2 separate regions of the Homo sapiens genome follow, and region 1 is linked to region 2. The links are chromatin loops, found by intact Hi-C in ENCODE. Cell type or tissue: Caco-2. All regions are shown on one strand. Each heading gives the region's core, and the rest is flanking DNA. Links, peaks and the distances in the headings are about the cores only.

Region 1 (7,887 bases), core at 1,659-5,658, 240 kb after region 2:
GAGGGGAAGAGATTCTTCACTGGACACAATCAGTACACAAGATTAAGTCCTGAATGGGCTGGGGATAGAAATATCCTTCTCCTTGGCAATAAGAGCAGCAGGCTGACCTGTGAGTCCTGAAGGAGGAGAAAGTCAGAGTCCATATGGCTGGGCTGTCCCAGAAATTATTAGTTGTTTTCTCTTTATTCTTAAATACACAAGAAAACTCAAGAGTAAAAAATAAATTGGCTTCTAGGAGTTTGCAGTTGATAGGTTAATAGAGTTGTTTTAGTATATTTTTGAAGAAATCACTAATTAAATGTTATGATTTATTTTTTTAATTGGCAGACAAATCTACTTCATTTTACTACTTAAAAGATATTTCATTGGCTGGGTGCAGAGGCTCACACCTGTAATCCTGGCACTTTGGGAGGCTGAGGCAGGCGGATCATTTAGGGCCAGGGGTTCAAGACCAGCCTGGCCAACATGGTGAAGCCCTGTCTTTACTAGAAATACAAAAGTTAGCCGGGCATAGTGGTGTGCACTGATAGTCCCAGCTACTCCAGAGGCTAAGGCACGAGAATCACTTGAACCCAGGAGGTGGAGGTTGCAGTTAGCTGAAATTGCGCCACTGCACTCCAGTTTGGGTGACAAAGCAAGACTCTCTCTCAAAAAAAAAAAAAAAAAAAAAAAAAAGGAATGTATTTCATCTACTTTTCCACTGAACTTAAGGCAGTCAGTTCAATTCATTTACACTACACCCCCTGTTGCTCTGTAAAGCAATAGACAGCAACCATTTGACATTCAAAATGCATCTCAGAATCCTAGTCATCTCACTCTCCCTGCTCCATTGATTTGATGTCCTCTTCTTTACTTTCTATGTTCATATCTATCCCCCACTTCCTTTAAAGGACCCTTCCAGAAAAGCCATTATATTGATTCTCCCTAAAGTTTTCACCTTGCACAATTGGTGTGGTCAGAATAGTTCATCCCTCCAGATTTATATTTCTCTCCAAACAGTTGTATAAAAGGGTGTAATCCAAATAGTGTTACTGAGAAGACAGAGTTAGTATTTTAAAAATATCTTAAAACAGCCTGGCATGGTGGCTGATGCCTGTAATCCCAGCACTTTGGAACACTGAGGCAGGATGATCGCTTGAGCCCAGGAGCACCAGACCAGGCTGGGCACATGTTGAAACCCTGTCTCTACAAAAAATTTGAAAAATTAGCCAAGCATGGTCGTGCATGCTTGTGGTCCCAGTTACTCAAGAGACTGAGGTAAAAGGACTGCTTGAGCCCAGAAGGTCAGATTGCAGTGAACCGTGATCGCACCACTGTACTGCAGCCTAGGTGACACAGTAAGACCCTGTCTCAAAAAAGAAAATCTTAAAACAGTGGATGGTTCCTATTAGGCATGCAATAAATGTTGGTGTTATCATTTTTAATATTAGTATTATTATTATCATCATCCAGATTAAAATAGAAACTTTTGGGATCATCCAATTCTATTTCTATTAATTCCAGGTTCCTCAAGCCTATCTTATCATTGCCTGGGTGGATTTATTAACTAGGTAGAGTCTTCAGACAAGCTTAATGTCTAACACCCTGCCAGAGAGCATTGTTGGTGTTCTAGCAACTGCAGCCTGGTTGTCAATCTTTTGGGAGTTGGTTGGTGTGACTTCTGCCTTCTCTCCAGAGCTGATCACATGTGGATTAAGTGAAAGAAAGTCAAGTAGCTGATCTTCGAAAACTCTCTAGTCCCCAATTTTTGCTGCATTGAAGTTTGCTAACTTACACTTTGCAGTTAGTAAGGGGAAAGTCACTCCCCTTATTTCAATTTCATGACAATCAGAATTGCTTCTGTTTTCTTTCTCCCTACAAACAACTGTCAAGTAGTACTTTCTACAAAAGTTTAAATGAGAAACAAGAAAAACACGAATTTTGGAAATTATAGAGAAAAGCAGTGTAGCTCTTTTGCCTTTCTTTTACTTTCCTTTGTTTGTGTTACTTCATCATGAATTAGAATATAATGTGGTAGCAGCAAGACAAACTGCCCAGTAAACCACTATGTTAAAAAGGTGTTCTAAAAATTCATTTGTTGTTGAGCTTTAAATTTAAAATGAAGAATCACAAATCAGTAAAGGAAAGATGGCTATGACTATTTAATGTGATAGCATGGGGCTCACTGCCCTGCACCGTCAAAGTTTCATGTAGACAGAGATGTAAGAAACTTCAACAGATCACACTGAACTAGTGAACAACTGAGGGTCGCCAGTTTCTGTAATATGAGCCTCTAAAGAGAGGCAGCAGCATCTTTGACTCTCCTGTGCATAGCTCATAAATTTTAAGCATAAAAACTGTTAATAGTTTAAAAGAATTAAAGATAGCAAAAGAGTTAAAGAAAGAATAAAAGCTGTACTTGGTGAAATAAAAATTATTTAACTACTGAAGATAAAATGATTACAATTGGATAATTCCTTTACCTACTTAGACAAAACAAACCTTTGTTATCAGCGTTCTAGGGCTGTTGAGACTTTGATACCTAGGGCATGGGTCAGAAGAAGAGGAGGTCACCACTGACAGCATATACTCCTTCACCCAAATATTCTAGGAGCAAGGACAAAGGTCACAAAGGATTTATTGTTTTGGCAACAAAGAAGCAAGAACCTCCCTGGAAAAGGAGTTCTAAAGTCATCAGGATGTGGTGAGCCTGCATTTAGGGAGTGACTTGATGTGATAAATACCTTGTGAATCATCACTGCTGAGGAAATAACATTATTTTAAGATTAAAATTTCCACACCCATATGCATCTTAAAAAAGAAAAAAAAACAAACCAACAGAATTTCTTTTAGGGGTATTGGCGCAGCCTGAGGAGTGCTATATTTCTCCAGTAAGAAAATAATGCAAAAAAGGCAATGTTCATTGATCTAAGCTTGAGCCCCCAGGGAAGCATAACCACATGAACCTGAATGAATATATTCTAGAAGGAGGGAAGCACCAGAGAAGTTCTTTCACTAATAACCATCAACGTCTTCTGTGAATCAAATATCAAACAAAGATAGTCCTAAAAAGTTTAATTTCCAGAGATAGGTAATTTCCTAACTGAATACAGAAACCCATAGGGCCCAGGGATCCTGATTTCCTATGCAAAATGGAGGGTAAAACTGGAGGCTAGGATCTGGGCTAAAAGTATATACTTCTAACAGTAGCACAAAGATGTTTCTCATCTGATTGATCAATATTCATTTGGATTGATATATCTTAAGTTTACTGGGAATATTGAACATCCATTGCAAAAATCAAGAGTGTAGAGTGATGACCTCCTTTTAGGTCATATAGAACAAGGTTTTTCAACCCCCATCCATGGACCGGGGTACTGGTCCTGGCCTGGTAGGAACAGGGCCGCACAGCAGGAGGCAAGCAGGCCAACCAACAAGCATTAACGCCTGAGCTCTGCCTCCTGTCAGATCAGCAGTGGCATTGGATTCTCAAAAGAGCAGGAACCCTATTGTGAAGTGCAGATGCGAAGGATCTAGGTTGTGGTCTCCTAATGAGAATCTAATGCCTCTGAAAGCATTCCCTCCCTGACCCCATTTTTCGTGGAAAAATTATCTTCCACCAAACTGGTGGCCAAAAGGTTGTGGATGCTGATATAGAAGACATGTAAATGAAAACAATAAATGGAATTAAAAATTTAGAGAAATGCTCAGAAAAATGAAAACTATTTGTGCTCCATTAAAGCCATGCATAGATAGAATGTCTTCATAGAACCTAGGATCCAAGGTTCTATGAAGACCTCAGCTCAACCAGGCCAAAAGCATCCTGATTTCTCAATGGCCCTCCTCTTCCCTCTACTGGCAGCCCTAGAGGTGTGCAGCTGTGGCTCTTCTGGATCTCTAGGATATAACCTGCCTCAGAACCATGGCCTGCTAGGCAGGAACACCTTGGTGCTTTTGGGCCAAATGAGGAGAATCTCTCCCTTCTTGTGTCTAAAGGACAGAAGTGACTTCAGATTCCCCCAGGAGAAGGTGGAAGTCAGCCAGTTGCAGAAGGCCCAGGCTATGTCTTTCCTCTATGATGTGTTACAGCAGGTCTTCAACTTCTCACACAAAGCGCTCCTCTGCTGCATGGAACATGACCTTCCTGGACCAACTCCACACTTTACGTCATCAGCAGCTGGAACACCTGGAGACCTGCTTGGTGCAGGAGATGGGAGAAGGAGAAGCTGGGGGCAGTGGGTGATTGAGGGCTCTACACTGGCCTTGAGGAGGTATTTCCAGGAATCCATCTCTACCTGAAAGAGAAGAAATAAAGATTGTGCCTGGGAAGTTGTCAGAGTGGAAATCATGAGATCCTTTTCATCCACAAGTTTGCAAGAAAGATTGAGAAGTAAGGATGAAGACCTGGGCTCATCATGAAATGATTCTCATTGACTAATCTGCCATATCACACTTGTACATGTGACTTTGGATATTCAAAAAGCTCATTTCTGTTTCATCAGAAATTATTGAATTAGTTTTAGCAAATACTTTATTAATAGCATAAAGCAAGTTTATGTCAAAAACATTCAGCTCCTGGGGCATCCGTAACTCAGAGATAACTGCCCTGATGCTGTTTATTTATCTTCCTTCTTTTTTTTCATGCCTTGTATTTATGATATTTATATATTTTATATTTTCATCTTCACATCGTATTAAAATTTATAAAACATTCACTTTTTCATATTAAGTTTGCATTTTGTTTTATTAAATTCATATCAAAGAAAACTCTGTAAATGTTTCTATTCTAAAAACAATGTCTACTTTCTCTTTTTGTAAACCAAATTGAAAATATGGTAAAATGTATTAACTCATTCATTTCATTCCTATTATATGTATAAATTGAGTAAATGGCAAACTGTGGGGTTTTCTTAAAGAAATACAGGTGAATAAAGCAAACACAGTTTCTCTCAGTCTAAGAGGGAAAGAGACGTAAAAACAGGACAAATATTTATATTATTTCAATTATGTTAAATGCTACAAAGAGAAGTAAAGAAAAGTGATGTTCTCACATCAGAAGCTTTAGGTATAAATGGTGCTTGGAAGGAAAAAATATTAGATATCCTTCCTAAGGTGCATGGGAGATATGTAAGTACACGTCTTATTGGCAGGTGGGAATTATGTGTCTAGAATGCCATGGGGGAAGGTGTTAATTTGGGGTTCTTTATTTTATGTCTGATTATCGGGGTACGGGAATGGATGTAGTCACATAAATAGAGGGGAGAATGTGATGAGGACATAAACTTTATCCTGCAGACCCTCAGCAGTTAAAGGAAGGGCTGAAGAGTAGAGTCTGCAAAACGCCCTGAGGCTGATAGCCAGTGCAGTTAGAAGACAAAATAGGGAAGAATCAGGGAAAGACTAATCAGGAAAGGATGGTGGTACTTTCAGGGAAGGAAGACCAAACTATCCTAGTGAATCTGAAAACAGAAGTCACTGGTGACCTTGACCAATGATGGAATATATGGTTTAGTAGAATTAATGGAACAGAATTAATGGAACATTCCTTCTGAAACTATTCCAATCAATAGAAAAAGAGGGAATCCCCCCTAACTCATTTTATGAGGCCAGCATCATCCTGATACTAAAGCCTGGCAGAGACGCAACAAGAAGAGAATTTTAGACCAATATCCCTGATGAACATCGATGCAAAAATCCTCAATAAAATACTGGCAAACTGAATCCAGCAGCACATCAAAAAGCTTATCCACCAAGATCAAGTTGGCTTCACCCCTGGGATGCAAGGCTGGTTCAACATATGCAAATCAATAAACGTAATCCATCACATAAACAGAACCAAAGACAAAACCACATGATTATCTCAATAAATGCAGAAAAGGCCTTCGACAAAATTCAACAGGCTTTCATGTGAAAAACTCTCAATAAACTAGCTATTGATGGAACGTATCTCAAAATAATAAGAGCTATTTATGACAAACCCACAGCCAATATCTTACTGAATGGGCAAAAACTGGAAGCATTCCCTGTGAAAACTGGCACAAGACAGGGATGCCCTCTCTCACCACTCCTATCAACACAGTATTGGAAGTTCTGGCCAGGGAAATCAGGCAAAAGAAAGAAATAAAGGGTATTCAATAAGGAAAAGAGGAAGTCGAATTGTCCCTGTTTGCAGATGACATGACTGTATATTTAGAAAACCCTATTGTCTCAGCCCAAAATCTCCTTAAGCTGATAAGCAACTTCAGCAAAGTCTCAGGATACAAAATCAATGTGCAAAAATCACAAGCATTCTTATACACCAATAACAGACAAACAGAGAGCCAAATCATGAGTGAACTCCCATTCACAGTTGCTACAAAGAGAGTAAAATACATAGGAATCCAACTTACAAGGGATGTGAAGGACCTCTTCAAGGAGAACTACAAACCACTGTTCAATGAAATAAAAGAGGACACAAACAAATAGAAGAACATTCCATGCTTGTGGGTAGGAAGAATCAATATCGTGAAAATGGCCATACTGCCCAAGGTAATTTATAGATTCAATGCCATCCCCATCAAGCTACCAATGACTTTCTTCACAGAATTGGAAAAAACTACTTTAAAGTTCATATGGAACCAAAAAAGAGCCTGCATTGCCAAGACACTCCTAAGCCAAAAGAACAAAGCTGGAGTCATCACGCTACCTGACTTCAAACTATACTACAAAGATACAGTAACCAAAACAGCACGGTACTGGTACCAAAACACAGATATAGACCAATGGAACAGAACAGAGGCCTCAGAAATAACACCACACATCTACAACCATCTGATCTTTGACAAACCTGACAAAAGCAAGAAATGGGGAAAGGATTCCTTATTTAATAAATGGTTCTGGGAAAACTGGCTAGCCCTATGTAGAAAGCTGAAACTGGATCCCTTCCTTACACCTTATACAAAAATTAATTCAAGACGGATTAAAGACTTAAATGTTAGACCTAAAACCATAAAAACCCTAGAAGAAAACCTAGGCAATACCATTCAGGACATAGGCATGGGCAAAGACTTCATGACTAAAACACCAAAAGCAATGGCAACAAAAGCCAAAATAGACAAATGGGATCTAATTAAACTAAAGAGCTTCTGCACAGCAAAAGAAACTACCACCAGAGTGAACAGGCAACCTACAGAATGGGAGAAAAATTTTGCAATATACCCATCTGACAAAGGGCTAATATCCAGAATCTATGAAGAACTTAAACAAATTTGCAAGAAAAAATCAAACAAACCCATCAAAAAGTGGGCAAAGGATATGAACAGACACTTTTCAAAAGAAGACATTTATGCAGCCAACAGACACATGAAAAAATGCTCATCATCACTGGCCATCAGAGAAATGCAAATCAAAACCACAATGAGATACCATCTCACACCAGTTAGAATGGCGATCATTAAAAAGTCAGGAAACAACAGGTGCTGGAGAGGATGTGGAGAAATAGGAATGCTTTTACACTGTTGGTGGGAATTTAAACTAGTTCAACCATTGTGGAAGACAGTGTGGCAATTCCTCAAGAATCTAGAACTAGAAATACCATTTGACCCAGTGATCCCATTACTGGGTATATACCCAAAGGATTATAAATCATGCTCCTATAAAGACACATGCACATGTATGTTTATTGCGGCACTATTCACAATAGCAAAGACTTGGAATCAACCCAAATGTCCATCAATGATAGACTGCATTAAGAAAATGTGGCACATATATACCACGGAATACTATGCAGCCATAAAAAACAATGAGTTCATGTCCTTTGTAGCGACATGGATGAAGCTGGAAATCATCACTCTAAGCAAACTGTCACAAGGACAGAAAACCAAACACCGCATGTTCTCACTCATAGGTGGAAATTGACCAGTGAGAACA
Region 2 (7,738 bases), core at 3,687-7,686:
CATTTAACCTGGAACTTAAAGTATAGTACAAAAAAAAAAAAGATGACCAGAGGGGAACTTAGAAAATATCTTGAGAGAGGTGAAAATGAAAACACAACATACCAAGACGTATGTGATGCAGTGAAAACAGAGCTAAAGGGGAAATTGAAAGCTGTAAAAGCTTATATTAAAAAAGAAGAAAGACCTCAAACCAATGAACTAACTTTACAAGTTAAGGAACTAGAAAAGAAGAAATAAACACACAGCTAGGAAGAGGAAGAAAATAAGAAAGACTAAAGCAGACCCCAGGTCTTCATCCTTACTTCTCAGTCCTTGCAAGTCTGTTGATGAAGAGAAGGATTTCATGATTCCACTCTGACAACCTCCCAAGCACAGTCACTGTATTTCTTCTCTTTCAGGTAGATTCTCTGGATTCCCATGGATTCCCTGGAAGTACCTCCTCAAGGCCAGTGTAGGGCCCCAAACACCCCCACAGATTCTTCCTCTCCTGTTGCCTGCCCTAAGCAAGACTCCAGGCATTCGAGCTGCTGATGAAATCCAGTGTGGAGCTGGTCCAGGAGGGTCATGTTCCAGGCAGCAGAGGAGCGCTCTGTGGGGAAGAGGCTGAAGATCTGCTGAAGCATCTCATGGAGGACAGACAGGGCCTGGGCCTTCTGCAACTGGCTGCCATCCACATCTCCAGGGGGAACCTGAAGTCTCTTCTGTCCTTGAGACACAAGAAAGTGGAGATTCTGCACATTTGGCCCAGAAGTGCCAAGGTGTTCCTGCTAAGTAGGCCACGGTTCTGAGGCAGGTCAAAGCCCAGAGATCCAACAGGGCCACAGTGGCAAAGCAGCAGGGCCACCAGTAGAACAAGCAGTAGGACCATTGGGAAACGAGGGTGCTGCTGGCCTAGCTGAGCTGGGGTCGGGATGAACCCCGCACTCCAGGTTCTCTCAAGGCATTCTTTTTATATGCATGGCTTATAGCTGGAAACAAATAGTTTTCAGGATTGGCCAAGATGGCCGACTGGAACCTGCTAGTGTGTGCCACTCTCATGGAGAGAAATGGAAGGGGCAAGTAAATACAGCACCTTCAACTGAAACAACCACGTACACACATTGAGACTCAAGAAAACAACTTGACCCATGGAGAATAGAGCAAAGTAAGGCAGGACAACTGCCCCCCCAGGAGTGACACAGAGCCAGGGGAGCCTCTCCTGCCCAGGGAAGTGGTGAGTAAGTGAGCAGCCCTGGGGACCCACGCTTCTCCCACAGATCTTTGCAATCCTCAGGTCAGGAGATCTCCTAGTGAACCCACTCTACCAGGGCGTTTAGTCTGACATCCAGGGCTACGTAGGGTTCCAGCAGAGCAGCCGCTCTCGCATGCATGGGTACCCTGGAGCCTTAGATACCCAGGCCTCCCCACAAAAGAAGCTATAACTCCAACCAAGCAGGACGCTACACGCCTGTACATACCCGTAGGAAAGGGGTTTCATCCAGGGCGCTGGGCAGTGACAAGTGGCAGGCCCACCTTCCATTGCCTGTCTCAGGGTAAGACCCACTGGCTTGGGAATCCAGCCAGACACTGGTAGCAGCCTCATACCTCCCTGACATGGAGCTCCCAGCGGCAGTGGGTGGGCTGCCATCTTTGCTATTTCACAGTCTTAGCTATTGGAGCCTTTGGGTTCTAGTGAGTTCAAGGCAGCTAGGGACTGGAGCAGCCACCCAGCCCAGCCCAGCAGCTCTACGGAGAAGCAGTCAGATTGCTTATTCATGTCGATCCCAAATCCTGCTTCTTTTCACTGGGTGGAATCTCCCCACTGGGGTCTCCAGTCACCTCCACCGCTGTTTTCTGCAGACAGCAGTTTCGAATATCCCTGGGATGGCGCTTCCAAAGGGAAGGGTGGGTTGCCATTGTTGCTGTTTAGCAGCCTTAGCCATTCTTGCAAATGCCACTCTTTTGTGCTGGGGGTGGTAGCAGACCCCCAGCACAGCACAGCTGCTCTACCAAAAGGTGGCCAGACTGTTTCTTCACCTGATTCCCTGATGCTGCTTCTCCTCAGTGGGTGGGATATCGCCACCGGGGTCTCCAGCCACCTCCTGCATGTATGTTGCAGGAGGCAACAGGTTGTACCTCTCTGGAACAGAGCTCCCAGGGGGAGGGGCAGGTCCCCATCTTCACTGTTTCATAGCCTTCACTGTTGATATCTTCAGGTACTGAAAAATGTGAGGTGACTATGGTCTGGATTGGACCCCCAGCATATTGCAGCAGCCCTATGGAAAAGTGGCCAGACTGTGTGTTATGTGGGTCCCTGATCCCCTCTCTCCTCACTGGGAGGGTCTGCCAGGCCTGGGTCTGCAGCTACCACCTGGGGCTATTGAGCCAACAGCAGCTCTGCAATTCCCTGGAACAGAGCTCCCAGTGAAAATGGTGGGTTGCCATCTTTGCTTTCTCACAGCTCTTGCCCTTGCTGTCTCCAGGCTCTGGGAAGTCTGTAAGGAATAGCGGCTGCTCCAGATCCCCAAAACAGAGCAACTGCCTCACAGAAGAGTGGCCACACTGTTCTCCACGCAGTTCCTGGTTGTCACCTCTCCTCTGTGGGCAGAGCCACCTGACCAGAGACTCCAGCATAGGCACCCTTCCCCTGCCTCATCTCCTCAATCAGGCAGTCCAGCATTTCTCCAAGAAAGAAATCCCACAGTCAGCCCACAATCCATCCATCATGACCGTTGCAGTGGGACAGCCCCAGCATCCCTCCGGCTGGGGAAGGAACAAAGGGCCTATTCACTACACTCTCACCTCCAGCACATCATAGCCACTATACAAAGAGGAGTCCAGCCCCTCTTCCCTGAGAATCCCCATCCCTATTCTTCAGGAGTCAGGACCCCCAGCGCATGACTGCAAAACAGTCACCCTACCCATGGCTGAGCATATCCACTGGTAGTTGACTAGAGTTTCCCTGGGGAGAGGCTCCCAGAGCCAGCCTACCTCTGCCACTGCCACAGCAGCAGTTTTATCCCTGCTGCCTTGGGTCTGGGGAGGAGACAAAGAGTCCGAAGCTCTTTGTTTAAAAGCTTACATCATGCCACAGTCACCTGAACTTCCAGCACACTGCAGTTACCACATGGTGAGGAGAACAGTCTCCTGCTGGTAAGATTTCCACCTCCTGTTTCCCAAGAAGTGAAGTCCCATACTTACACCAGCAGTGCAGCCACCCCACTCCTCTGGCTAAACACTCCCATTAACATGGCTTCACATTTCTTGGAGGTGGAGACCCCAGGGGTAACAGAAAGCCTGTCTTAACATTGCCTCTGCAGTGGTACTACCCCAGCTACCTTGGAACTAATGAAGGAGCAAGACCCCAAGTGCCTTATGCATACCTCCAACAAGCTGCTGTCAACCCAAGAGAGGAGGCCAGTCTGTCTCCCATTGGTCAACCACCCACCCCTCACATCACCAGGCAGGGAACCCCTGTCTTGGGCCCACAGCACAGACACCCCCATCCGAAGCTGAATGCACTGAGTGATTGCTCACCTGCATCTCTTTGGTGGAGCCCCCAGGAGACAAGCAAAAGACCCTCAGTTACAAGTACTACTAAGTTCTCTTCCTTTAATGCCTCCAAGTCGGGGAGAAAACATTAACCCTGAGATCACCTCAGAGCTGTTATGTACAGCCTGGGAGTGCCAAGATACAAGCTACAGTCAGCACTCCAGTGGGAGAGGAGCCCACACTTTCATAGCATTGAGGAGCACGGCTGCAAACGTGAGGAAATACGGGGGAGCCACATGACTGAGCAAGAGCCTGACAACTGACCACTATACCTAAGACTCACCTACTAGGTCATGCCCAAACCTTCAACACTAAAAAATCTCACTAACACACCCTCATTAACCAAAGACAAGTCAACTTCAAATAAAGACCCTGCACAAAGCTGCAGCCCTGTGAACACATCCAGAACCGAAGTCTATTTATTGATTGAACTCAAGCTACACTCCCATATGTAGAGATGAGAAAGAACCAATGGAAGAACTACAGTATCTCAAATGGACCGAGTATCTGATGTCCTCCAAATAATCTCACTAGTTCTCCAACAAGGGTTCTTAACCATAATGAGTTAGCTAAAATGACAGAAATATAATTCAGAATAGGATAGAAAGGAATTTCATTGAGATTCAGGAAAATGATAAAACCTAAACCAAGGAAACTAAGAATCACAATCAAATGAGAGCGGAGTTGACAGACAAAATAGCCAGTATGAAAAAGAACCTAACGGACCTAGTAGATGTACACACTACAAGAATTTCACAATGCAATCACAAGTATTAACAGCAGAATAGACCAAGCTGAGGACAGAATCTCAGGACTTGAAGACTGGCTCTCTGAAATAAGACAACCAGACAAAAATAAAGAAAAAAGAATGAAGAGCAATGAACAAAACCTCCAAGAAATAGGGGATTGTATAAAGAGGCCAAATCTAAGAATCACTTGCATCCTTTAAAAAGACAGGGAGAAAGCAAACAACTTGGAAAATATATTTCAGGATATCATCTATGAAAACTACCACAACCTTGATAGAGAGACCAAAAGTCAAATTCCCTTGAAGTTCTACACCCAGATTGGCAGGCTGTTCTAATTCCTAGTGTAGCACAATCCATAGAGGAAGGGATAAGTTAGGAGGCCCCGGGGAGGCTGGGCAGGCTGGAGGAAAGGGACACATCCTGACCCTTTGTCTTTCCCCATAGCTGTCCATTGCCCCAAGATGACATGTCATGCCTGAAGCTGGGAGTATTTTCTCTCTCCACGATACAGAAGTTGAGGAAATGGGCTAATTCCACTACCAGGGTCCATTCTTTCTTGGGAAGAGCCTCTTTTTAGCTGTGAAATTAAATCTCCTGCCAGGAGGCCTACTTCTGCATTAACAGCCTGCTCTCCACAGACTTGGCTGCTGTCTTGGTGCACTTTGGGGGCTCTCTTTCCCTGTAAATGTTGTAAGAGTCTCAAAGTAAAATGGAACCTGCCTTTTATTTCCTTTTTTGCTAAGCTACTGTTATGTCATTGTAACAGCGACATTCTGTCTTTTACAGAAATAGTCATCATAAGAAAGGAAAAAGAGTATTTTATAAAAGAGCTTCTGAAAAACCTAGAACTTTCACTGAACTTCTGCTTTAATTTGTGATTTTGTGCTCTTAAGGGGAAAGTGATGGGTAAAACCCACAAGAGAACTGAAAACAGCTGTATGAAGAGGCAGTGCAGGCTAATGATGAGTGAAGAAGAGAGCACAGTGCGCATTTCTAGAGGAAGAGGAAGGAAACTAATGTGATATGGGAGTGAAAAACGGGACACAGAAAAGCAGGGAGGAAAAGGGAAAGTGTGTCAGCTCTCAGAACCAGCAAAGATATATATTTTACTTAAGTTTAGGAGAGTAACTTCATATGGGAGTGTACTCTGGGATTCTGAGAGCCAGGAAACAAATGTTCCAGGTGCCAGAATCAGTTAACCATCGACACGTGTATTCTGCCCTTCACTCTAGATGCTGCTCCTCTGACAGGTATTTATACAAGCCACCATTCCTGACTGAATATAAATGGGACTTTGAAATGAGGTGAGAATTTTTCAGCCTCTCTAGAATTCATGACAGAATTCTGTTGTTTTAGGCTGCCTAAAAACAGTATATACAAGCAGAATGGAATTTCAATGTAAAATAAGTTATTATTTTTACCGGATGTGTAAATTTTGTGTTAGGATTTCCTTAATAATTATTAATCTCCTTTTTTCCTCATTTATACGCAACCATCTCCTGCTCTCTGAATTTCCTTGGTTCATGTTGTATTTTCAGCTGATTTTGACCAACTTTCTTTTTAAATTTTGCTGTAAGTTCCGGGATAGGTGTGCAGAACGTGCAGATTTGTTACATAGGTATACATGTGCCATGGTGGTTTGCCTCACCTATCAACTCGTCACCTAGGTTTTAATCACAATTTGTTTTAATCCAGTGTATTATTGATGGGCATTTGGGTTGGTTTCGTGTCTTTGCCATTATAAACAGTGCTGCAATACACATACACGTTCATGTATTTTATAACAGAACGATTTATATTCCTTTGGGTATATAGTCAGTAATGGGATTGCTGGGTCAAATGGTATTTCTGGTTCTAGATCCTTGATGAATCGCCACACTGTCTTCCACAATGGTTGAAGTAATTTACATTCCCTCCAACAGTGTAAAAGATTTCCTATTTTTCTACAGCTTCACCAGCATCTGTTGATTTTGACTCTTCAATAATTGCCATTCTGAGTGGCATGAGATGGTATTTCATTGTGGTTTTGATTCGCATTTCTCTAATGATCAGCGATGTTGAGTTTTTAAATGATTATTGGCCTCATAAATGTCTACTTTTAAGAAGAGTCTGTTCATATCCTTCACCCACTTTTTGATGGGGCTCTTTGTTTTTGTAAATTTAAGCTCTTTTTTGTACATTCTGGATATTAGACCTGTGTCAGTTGGGTAGGCTGCAAAGATTTTCTCCCATTCTGTGGGTTGCCTGTTCACTCTGATGATGGATAGTTTCTTTTGCGTGCATACGTTCTCTAATTAGATGCCATTTGTCAGTTTTAGCTTTTGTTGCAGTTGCTTTTGTCGATTTCTTCATAAAATCTTTGCCCATCCTGTGTCCTACATTTTTTCTAGGGTTTTTATGGTTTTGGGTTTTACATTTAAGTCTTTAATCCATCTTGAGTTAATTTTTGTATAAGGTGTAAGGAAGTGGTCCAGTTTCAATTTTCTGCCTATGGCTATCCAGTTTTTCCAGCACCATTTATCATCATTCCTTCTAAATACATTTTATCATCATTCCCTCTCGTCCTTCTAATGATAAGGTATTCCACCTCTGTTTTCTTTGTGTGTCTTCTGTTCCCCCACTTTAATAGTGGAAGTTCCTCAGAATCCAGTTTAAGTCTTTTTTTCCCTCTCCGCTTGCTCCCCACATGACAGCCTTCATTTTAGGCCTTTCCATTGCCAGTTATGAACTTCCAGATATCGTATTCCTTGGAAACTGCAAACTCATATATCTGACTTGCAATGTACATTTTCAATTACATGTTGAAAGTCAGTTTATAGAGAGTATCTCTACTTTTACTTGCAGACATTTCTTAATCTATGTTCTGCTAAGAGGAATTCATTGTTTTTTTTTACTTCCTCACATTACAGCAGTTAGTATAACTGATATTAATTCAGCATTATTATTGTTTTTAGAAACATTTCCTGACAAAAATCAAAGATACAAGACAACAAGAACTGTATTTTTTATGTTCAAGTTTATATCCTGAAGGCAACATATAACGTGGTATAGAAAAATATATTTTTCTATAACTTGAATAAAATTATGATAGGTAACTTACTTAAATCATCTATTTTTAAGTCAGGTTATACAGTCAGGCTTGGTATTTAATCTTAAAAAATAAACAAACACAAGAAATTTTGTATAGTAAAAATTTAATGAAAAGGAAGTTAATATATTAACTAAATATGAAGAACATATATTGTTACATTAAGCAAAATGTAAAGGTACACATGATATTACATAAAACATGATTTAAACCTTAAAAATAGTTAAATAAATAAATATTTAAATAAATAGATGAATAGAGACATCAGCATGGTCATCTGTAAAGGACTAGTGCCTGCACAGGTAAACACGATGCTTCTTTACACTCCTGAAAACATTTGAAAATTTTGATTCAACTTGTGGTGGTTATA

Evidence for each region. Peaks named below come from ENCODE experiments on the same cell type or tissue, not always from the same donor. Only the 100,000 strongest peaks of a DNase experiment are listed, where the experiment ranks them.
Region 1: a loop joins it to region 2, with 2.6 times the contacts of the local background. A loop is called at or near these places in 2 of 110 quality-filtered maps.

What each region holds. Positions count from the first base shown.
Region 1 is chr9:21,451,671-21,459,557 of GRCh38, forward strand. MIR31HG (MIR31 host gene) reads right to left here. Exons shown (of 3, transcript NR_152879.1): 3 at 2,598-4,274. It also overlaps the pseudogene IFNWP19. Among named protein-coding and RNA genes, the nearest start is that of IFNA1, 15 kb to the left of the region's middle. In Caco-2, for the core only: a CTCF peak has its summit at 3,851 (motif pointing left); no DNase peak of the experiment used is centred there.
Region 2 is chr9:21,208,912-21,216,649 of GRCh38, forward strand. It overlaps IFNA16 (interferon alpha 16), which reads right to left. Exons shown (of 1, transcript NM_002173.3): 1 at 7,462-7,738. It also overlaps the pseudogene IFNWP18. Among named protein-coding and RNA genes, the nearest start is that of IFNA16, 4.5 kb to the right of the region's middle. In Caco-2, for the core only: no CTCF peak of the experiment used is centred there; no DNase peak of the experiment used is centred there.